Regions from separate parts of the Homo sapiens genome. Here region 1 is linked to region 2. Evidence: chromatin contacts called from ENCODE Hi-C or POLR2A ChIA-PET data. All regions are on one chromosome and are shown on one strand. Each heading gives the region's core, a stretch centred on a gene start or an enhancer-like site at or near the end of the contact. The rest is flanking DNA. Distances are from core to core; before and after follow the strand shown.

The links. A loop is a pair of places that touch in the nucleus more often than their neighbours do. ChIA-PET counts read pairs that join two places held with the same protein, here RNA polymerase II (POLR2A). Pooled maps may share reads with other maps.
Region 1: a pooled map shows a loop between it and region 2 (4-fold over the local background). The contact joins the promoter of MRTFB here to the promoter of MIR193BHG in region 2. A Hi-C loop is called at or near these places in 4 of 50 pooled maps. POLR2A ChIA-PET finds 5 or more read pairs at or near these places in 2 of 52 experiments (HCT116 and naive thymus-derived CD4-positive, alpha-beta T cell).

What each region holds. Positions count from the first base shown.
Region 1 is chr16:14,068,985-14,073,194 of GRCh38, reverse strand. It overlaps MRTFB (myocardin related transcription factor B), which reads right to left and starts at 1,876. Exons shown (of 17, transcript NM_001308142.2): 1 at 1,830-1,876. RefSeq lists silencers at 1,412-1,491, 1,632-2,101.
Region 2 is chr16:14,298,255-14,303,014 of GRCh38, reverse strand. MIR193BHG (MIR193b-365a host gene) reads right to left here and starts at 1,634. Exons shown (of 2, transcript NR_170633.1): 1 at 1,484-1,634. RefSeq lists silencers at 1-150, 56-216, 501-990.

The DNA.
Region 1 (4,210 bases), core at 627-3,126, 230 kb after region 2:
TAAACTGGCATTACTTTACAATATTTAAAAGTTTTTATAAGAAATTGCAGGGAAACTCCAGTAATGTAGGAGAAAGTAGCAAGGGAAGCTTAAATAGAGTAAGGGAAAACTGTCTAAACATTAGCGATCGTTTCCTCACACCACACACCGTTAACATACAATTGTAGTATCAGAATACTGAGCATATACAAACAAGTGAGATACTGATATTGAACCAAAAATTTTCAACCTTGTTAATATTTTATTAATTATTACCAATGGTAATTGTTAGGAAGCCAGTATTGTCCCTTCGAGTGTGTGACACAAAAAATTCTACAATATAGTTTAAAAATATGGATCCATGGAGGGCTTGTGCTAATATTTACGTATTTATTGAGACAGTCTGTTATTTGTCTTGCCATGTTATCCCTAGTTCAATCTAGGTTGTTTCTCTCTTTAATTCGCAAGAAACAGGTTATGCCAACCTAGGTGTTTTTCCCAACCTCCGTCTGTATCTCTGCTCTTTCCCTGAAGTAGCGGCCTCACTCTGTAGCCCAGGCTGGAGGGCAGTGGTGCAATCACAGCTCACTGCAGCCTTTAACTCCTGGGCTCAAGAGATCCCCTCACCTCAGCCTCCCAAGCAGCTGAGACTACAGGTGTGCGCCACCACACCACGCTAATTTTTTCTTTTTTTGTACAGGTGGGATCTCGCTATATTGCCCAGGCTTGCTCTTGTTTGAAATAGCTCCTCCTAATTTTTTTTAACCAATACAAATGTACTCATTAGAAGCTGGCACAAGCACCCCAGTATATACTGTCTTCCAGCACAAGAGTATGTCCTAGATGTGAATGGTACAGCAACATCTGTCATATACTGTTCTCTATTTCGCCCTTACGCTTCAATCAAACCATCATACTGCTTTTCAAGGATGTGTGTAGGGAGGTCACATTGTTTATGAATTTCATTTCAGGGTAGTAAAGAGGGCTTTATACATGTTTGCTGCAAAGGGGAAGAAGGGACCTTGATTCTGACGAGGTTGAGAACCACTGTTCCCAAGAGTGGAATCGCGTGCTGAAACAAAAATCGAACTTTTAGAGAAGAGTTTCCTTTGCCTAAGGCAAGCCCTGGGCTCCAATATTCCACTTCATTGGGCCTGACACCCCACTACCAGCACACGCCCGCTGCTCTCAGCCCACCTCTGCTTCCAAGCAGGGCCAAACAATGGTTCTTGACCACTTGGGGATCGGGGACCCTTTTAGGAACGAGACAAAAGCCCTGGAAAAACTCTCTCCCAAGAAACCCATATACCAAGCTGCATCCAACTTCAGGGCGCTCCCAGACACCCCCTCTGAAGCCTGGTCGGGACCCCAGGAGAAAAGGGCTGAGGGGAGTGGGAGGTGGGAAGAGGAAGGGGGCGCAGGGGTCCCGGTCCCCTCCCACCGCCTCCTCGCAGTGTGGCTCTGGCCCGGGCGCTCCACCTCTCTGTGCAGCCCCGGCGTGCAAGCGCGCAACTTAAGTGCCCGGCACACAGCAGAGGCTCCATAAACGCCGCTGCCACTGTCAGCAGGGCCAACTCTGCAGTCGAGATGGACACTGAGGCGGCCCCGGGGTCGCGCCCGGGCGCGAGGACCGGTTGAAGGAGGCACCGGCCCGCGGCCCCGGCCGCCCCGCCCCGCGCGAGTCCCGGGGACGGTGCGGACCAAACGGCGCCGCAGCTGCTGCGGGGACGAACAGGGATGGCTGCCTGGGACGCGGGATGTTCACCAGGCCCGCTCCCCCACCCAGCCCTCGGTCTCGGCCGCTCTCACCCGGCCTCAGCCCCCAACGGCCGCCACCGCCCGCCGCTCACCTCCCCGGCCGCCGCCGCCGCCGCTCCCGCCGCCGCCGCGCGATCTCGCGAGACTTCGCTCCCCTCGGCACTCCCCCTCCTCCCCGCGGCGCGCGCGGACCCCAGGCTAGAAGCGGCTCGGCGCGCTCCCCGGACGCTGCCCACCCCGCCTCAAGGGTCAAGCCCGGCCTCTCTCGCTGCTCGCCCCCGACTCCGTCCCTGCGTGCACTCCGCCCACTCCCGTGACTGGGAAGGGTTAAAGCCCAGGTGCGAGGCGGCCGCCTCCTTCTCACCTGGCCGGCCGGGTGCGCGTGCGCATGCGCATGTCCGGGGCTCGGCCCTGAGCCTCTGCAAAGGCTTGGACGGTGGCGACAAAGGTGACCGCTGCCACCCGTCCTGAGTGCTCGCTGCGCGCCGAGCACTTAACAGCCCCCTTCGGTCCTCACACTGCCCTCCAAAGTGGGTATTACCAGCCTCCCCATTCTAGAGAGAGGAAAAATGGAGGCCTGGCAAGGAAAGTACAGTAATGGCTCCATGTCACACAGCCAGGAATTGGCTGAGCCAGTGTTGGGATCTGGGGTTGTCTGATGCCCAGCCCAAAACCCATTTCTGCACCTCAGTGACAGCCCCCAGGCCCTGTCCCTCTTTCCGTTCAAGGCTCAAGGCGCTGCCTCTCAGCCGCAGTCTTCATTCTCTCCCAACATTCACCAAGGTGAGAGGAGGAGCTCCTGGGAAGTCATTTGCTACAATCTGTTTTCAATGGAGCTGGCGACAGTAAAGTGCTTCTCCCTCACTTTACAAACTTCCCAAGGCCTGTGAAGCCCCTGTGCCACTCCCTGTGCAGCTCTGAAGACTGTGTGACTATTTTTATGCGGTTCTGTCTCCTCCTTAGACTGGTGGCGTTTTGCTGGTAGAGAGCATGATGGAATGGCACACAGGACAGAGAATCAGAATGTACATGATGTTAGCACACAGAAAAGTGTGACTTCTTCCCAGGAGTAAGTCTTAATGAAATAATAATTGTTTGTAAAGAGGAAGGGCTAACATTTATTGCGGGCATATCAAGGTCATACCAATCTTCTTGCAATCCTGGAGGTGGAGAAAGTAGCCTGTTTCCATTGTGAAATAGGATTTGAACCTGGGTCTGAGTCCGGAGCCCAGCACTACCTTGTAGGTAGGTCCTGTTCTGCAAGCAAGCGAGCATGAGCTAGCTCATCTGGGCCGGCTGCTGTAAGATCAGGAGCCCTGGAGGTTCTAGGTAGCCTTCCACCTGCAACAGCGTCTGCATGGGCTTACCCAGCCCACCTGATAATCACATCAATGTCAGCAAGTGCTGGCCTGCCCATGCTCCAAACCTGTCCACTCTCCCCGGAACCAATTGCTGTGTACAGGCCAGAGCATGTGGGTGCCCTTGCATGTTTCAACCTCACTCAACTCACCAGATGGAGGAAGTGGGTGAAGAAGGAAAATCACACCTGCTGGGCAGCTACAAAGTGCTGAGCCCTGCTCCAGGTGCTGTCTATTTATTAATTTATTTAGCCCTCCCAACAACCCTGTATTAGGGTTCTCCAGAGAAACACAGCTACTAGGTTCTAGATAGATGTAGGCTGGGCAAGGTTGCTCATTCCTGTAATCCCAGCACCTTAGGAGGTCCAGTCAGGAGGATCACTTGAGCCTAGGAGTTTTAGACCAGCCTGGGTAACACAGTGAGACCCCGTCTCTACAAAAAATAAAAAGAATTGGGCATGGTGGCACATGCCTGGAGTTCCAGTTACTCTGGAGGCTGATGTGAGAGGATCTCTTGAGCCCAGGAGTCGAGGCTGCAGTGAGCTCTGACTGTGCCACTGCCCTCCAGTCTGGACAACAGAGTGAGACCCTGTCTCTAAAAAAGAAAAAACTATATAGATTCATAAGAGGGGATGTATGATGGCAGCTGAGAAGTCCTACGATGTGCCATCTCCAAACTGGAAAGCCAGGGAAACTGGTGACATAGCTCAGTCGCAGTTGTGGCCCGAGAACCAGGGAATCTGATGGTGTAACTCTCAGTTCGAGGCTACAGGCCTGAGAACTTGGGAGCCACTGGAGCGAGTCCTAGAGTCCAAAGCTGGAGAACCTGGGCTGGGCGCAGTGGCTCATGCCTGTAATCCCAGCACTTTGGGAGGCTGACGCAGGTGGATCACCTGAGGTCAGGAGTTCAAGACCAGCCTGGCCAACATGGTGAAACCCCGTTCTCTACTACAAATACAAAAATTAGCCAGGTGTGGTGATGGGTGCCTGTAATCCCAGCTACTGGGGAGGCTGAGGCAGGAGAATCGCTTGAACCTGGGAAGAGGAGGTTGCACTGAGCTGAGATTGCATTATTGAACTCCAGCCTGGGCATCAAGTGAGACTGTCTCAAAAAA
Region 2 (4,760 bases), core at 385-2,884:
TGCCAGCGGGGCTCGGGCGCACGTGGAGCGGCGGGCGCGGCCGGCCTGCTCCGCGCGCGGCATTGAGATCGGGGTCACGCAGCGAGTCAGTTTCCCGAGCGGGCTTTCCGGGGTGGGGGCGGGGACGCGGACGCTCCACCGCCTCGTCAATTTCCAAGCCCAGGCACTAGGGAGGCTGGGGGCGGCCTCGCCCCCTTCCTACCTCCCGGCTTCACACGCCCCTCTGGGGAGCGGGGGAGGGGTCCGAGGGGGAGCCGGGGTGGCGGCAGCGGCGGCAATCGCAGCCCAGACAAGCGTCTCGCGCCGAGTCCCGAGAGAACCGCGCGCTCCCCCGCCGCCACCTCCCCTCTCCCGTTCCCATCCACCCCGCAGACAGCCGCCCCACACCCCTTCGGCCCTGGGGGCTTGGGCACCCACCTGCCGCGATCCCTGCCTTGGCTGGCGGAAGGTGCCAGGCGGGAAGAAGGGGAGCACTCACCGCCGCTGCCGCCTCCGGGGGTGCACGGGCCCCCCCACCCAGGGCTGCGCCTTCCCGGGCTCCGGGCAGGCGTGCGCCGGGCGGGGGGCGCCCCGCGGGCCCTGCAGCCTCCGCCTCGATTGGAGCCCAGCCTTAAATCCTCCACCGTGGAGAAGAAGGGTACTTCCAGAAAAAAAATCCGCCCCTCCCCAGACGAGATCCAAGTGATGGGCGGGGAGCGTAGAAAATCCTTTTCTGCAGAGAGCGCGCAGCCGACGGGGCTGCACCCGGCCTCCACGGTCCGCTGCCGCCACAAAGCCGCGCCCCCGCCCCCCCCAACCCCCCAGCGCCCTATGGCCGGCCCGGGGCGGGGGCTGGGCCGGCCCGGGGTTGGCCGCGCTGGGGAGGCGGCGGCGGCAGCGGCCCAGGCGGCGGGGCGGCTCCTCCCCGGCCAGGCAGAGAGGGCGAGAGCCTGGAAGCCTAGCGCGCCCGCCCGGGTGGGGGTGGGGGTGGGGGTGGGGGTGGGGGTGGGGGCGGGGGCCGGGGTGGGGGGGCGCCTTCCTAGAAACGCTCGCCAAATATAGTCAGCGGATAGGGGCATTCCTAGAAATGCGGCGGCGACGTCAGCCTCGACCCTGGGGGCGGGGGGCAGAGCCCGGGGTGCTTCAAACAGGGGGCACGGAGGAGGGGGAAAGAGTCCCCACTTCCAGTACCACCGCAGCCCACAGACGGAACCGAGGCCGGGCTTCCCTCCCGAGGGGCGTGCTGGAGTCCTCCAAAGGCGCTTGAGGTATCCGGGAGCTAGGGGCGCATCCACTGAAGATTCAGACCCGGTCTGTCCCCCTCTTTCGGGAACACCCAGTGCCAATGCCAGCTGGCGCTTTTGGCCCTTCCCCCAATTTTCAGCACCCCCCGCTTCCCCCGCCGCACAAACACACACAACCCCCGTGAACAAACAGTAAAAGTAGGAGCAGCATCAGGCAGGTTCCCCAAGCCTCTTACACCCACCCCATGACGGTCTCTCACCTCCTCTGGAATGGCTGGAGTCCCCTGGATCCCCCAGGGTTGAAATTGCACAGACACACTGTGTTCCCAAGAACTCCCCCAAATACCAACCCAGCTTCGGGCCAGAAAATAAAGTTGTGCTTCCTCCTCCCCAGTCCAATGTCACTTTGTTGCTGCTTCCGGGGCTAAGGGCTCTTGGAGAGGTGCTGGAACTTGGGGGTAGGGCACAAGGGTGTCCCCTCCACCTGGCAAAGATCTGGCCTCTGGTGCTGACACTCTCACCAGCCATAGCTGTAATACTTTTCATTTCCCGCAGTAAGGGAGATGCCCCCCCCCAGCAGCTCATCCCCTTCCTAAAATCTTCCCCCACCCCCACACCCCTGCCCAGGGACCCCCAAATCCATTGCAGAAGTGGCCCCTCTTTCGCAAAGAGAATCCACATAACTGAGACATGACTTGTCCCTCTCCACCGCCCAGCCTCTCTGCGCGAAAACGTGACTGGCCTGAACCTCCCAGGATCATAAAAAATGTATTTTGCTGTCCTCTGTTGGCCAACACAGGTCACGCTCATAAAACACACCACCCAACTTAGCGGGCAGTCCTGATGCCACAGAGGAGGTCCCAGGGACCCCAGCCAAGGGGAGCGAGCTGGCCTCCTCTCCTTCTGCCTGTGGTGTCCCTGCCCTCTCCATCCTCTTTCTTTCTTTTTCTTTTTTTTTTTTTTGTTTGAGACAGAGTTTCACTCCTCTTGCCCAGACTGGAGGGCAGTGGCGCGATCTCGGCTCACTGCAACCTCTATCTCCCAGGTGTAGGCGATTCTCCTGCCTCAGCCTCCAGAGTAACTGGGATTACAGGCATGCGCCACCATGCCCAGCTAATTTGTGTATTTTTAGTAGAGATGGGGTTTCACCATGTTGGCCAGGCTGGTCTCAAACCCCCGACCTCAGGTGATCCACCCGCCTCGGCCTCCCAAAGTGCTGGGATTATGGGTCATCTTTCTTATCTTGCAGCCGACGCACAGGACTTGCTCATGTCCCCTTTTCCTCATTGGGCCTTAATTCCAGAAATCTGGAGGGATTTCTTCCTTGCTCTAGGGGAGGCAAGGAAGGCTGTGTTCACTCTGGACCCGGGGTCGGTGGGGCACGGGGGACCTTGGGATGGTTTTTCCAATAGCAACTTGGAGAGGAAATGTAGCACAAAAGGCAACAGCTGATCACTGATAATAACAGTCCCCATTCCCCCCCACCCCGAGACCTAAGCACATGAAGAATAGTAACTTACTGAACTTACCCATTTTCCAGATCGAAAGACTGAGGCTAGGCCAGGCACCGTGGCTCATGCCTGTAATCCCAGCACTGTGGGAGGCTGAGGCGGGTGGATCATTTGAGGTCAGAAGTTTGAGACCAGCCTGGACAACGTGGTGAAACCCCGTCTCTACTAAAAATACAAAAAAGTTAATGGGGTGTGGTGGTGAGCACCTGTGGTCCCAGCTACTTGGGAAGCTGAGGCAGGAGAGTGGCTTGATCCCGGGAGGCGAAGGCTGCAGTGAGCCAAGATTGTGCCACTGCACTCCAGCCTGGGCGACAAAGTGAGACTCTGTCTCAAAAATAAAAATAAAAAATAAAACAAAAGACTGAAGCTTAGAGGTCAGTTGTTCATGGAACTAACACCTGCTGGCCCTCTGTGTGCCAGGCACAGAGCTGCTGCTAGAGCCCCCAGAGCTAAGGTGGTAAACAGCACAGGTCCCTGCCCTTGAGGAACTAGACGTCTCAGGGAAAGACTTGAGTCAACAGGTGAGCACTTCGCTGCCGTTATGGTCCAGGGCACCGCGACAGAGCGAGGCTGGGCTGGGGGTGTCCTACCCTGGCCCTTCCTGCAGGGGTTGTCTCCATCCAGCCTGCAGTATCCTCACCGGCTCTTCTTGCAAGCTGCATTGAAAGAGAGCGGCTGTGTCTCCCCCTGCTGCGTGTCGCCAGCTCGGGGGACCCCGGGCACTGCTTCGCCTCTCTGGGCCTCTGTTTCCTCCTTGGTAAAGTAGGAGTCACAAGGCCTGCCTTATAGGACTTTTAGCGGGATTGCCTGAGACAGACAACCTGTAGGAGTACATGGCAACAGTGATTGGTGAGCTTGGTGCTGTCACCTGGAGGATGGGATGTCTGAGCTGAAACTGTGAAAAAGGAAAACACTGGGGCCGGGCACAGTGGCTCACGCCTGTGATCCCAGCACTTTGGGAGGCCAAGGATCACCTGAGGTCAGGAGTTGGAGACCAGCCTGGCCAACATGGTGAAACCCCGTCTCTACTAAAAATACAAAAATTAGCCAGGCGTGGTGGCGCGTGCCTGTAATCCCAGCTACGCCAGAAACTGAGGTGGGAGAATCGCTTGAACCCAGAAGGTAAGAGGTTGCAGTGAGCCGAGATCGCACCATTGCACTCCGGCCCAGGCAACAGAGCGAGACTCTGTCTCAAAAAAAGAATACACAGGGCTGGTGGGAGGGATCGAGTCGGGGCAGCAGGCACCGCATGTGCAAAGGCCCGGCCCCTCTGGGGAACTAAAATAGCTGCAGCAGTGCTGCCTTGGGGGCCTCCAGGTGCTGCCCCCACCCACATCTGTGCCCTGAGCCACAAGATTTTGGAAGCTCACCTCATCTCTCCAGTTCAGGCCCTGCCTGGGCTCTGGGACACCTGGATCAGGTGCAGAAGGAAAAACCAGGCCACCAAAGGCAGCCAGGGCCCGACCTTTATCTTGCAATTGAAATCCCCTTCAGAGGTGCCCCCTGGATCCTTCTGAGGCCTGCCCTTGCCAGGCCTGGCTTGGCTTCCCCGTGACTCAAGCGAGTGGCGGCCTGAAATCCAGTTCAGCAGTGGAAGCGCCGCCAGACTCCGGAAAACAGCCCGCTCTTGGTCCGGAAGCCCCAGAGGCCCACCCTGGCCTTCTCCCAGGAAGGAGCCCCACCTGCATCCAGGTTTCTAGCCCCAGGGCGATGCCAAGGCCCCAGCCAGAACTAGGGAGCGGCCACGCCAGGCAGAAGGAGCCCTGGAGGGCCGCAGCCGTGCTCAGCCTCTGGGAAAGTCTTGGACTCTGGGCTCCCAGGCCCGCACAGAGAGGGTGGGCGCAGGCTTTGCCCTGCCCGCCTGTGGGCGCTTTCCTTGGGGCCTGGGGAAGGAGGACAGGAGGGTACCAGCGCCCAGTTACTGCCACCTCCTGAGCCTCCCAAAATACCCACAATGAGAAACTTCCCAAGCAAACATACAGAATGTATTGTACAATTGGTTTTATTTTTATTTTATTTACTTATT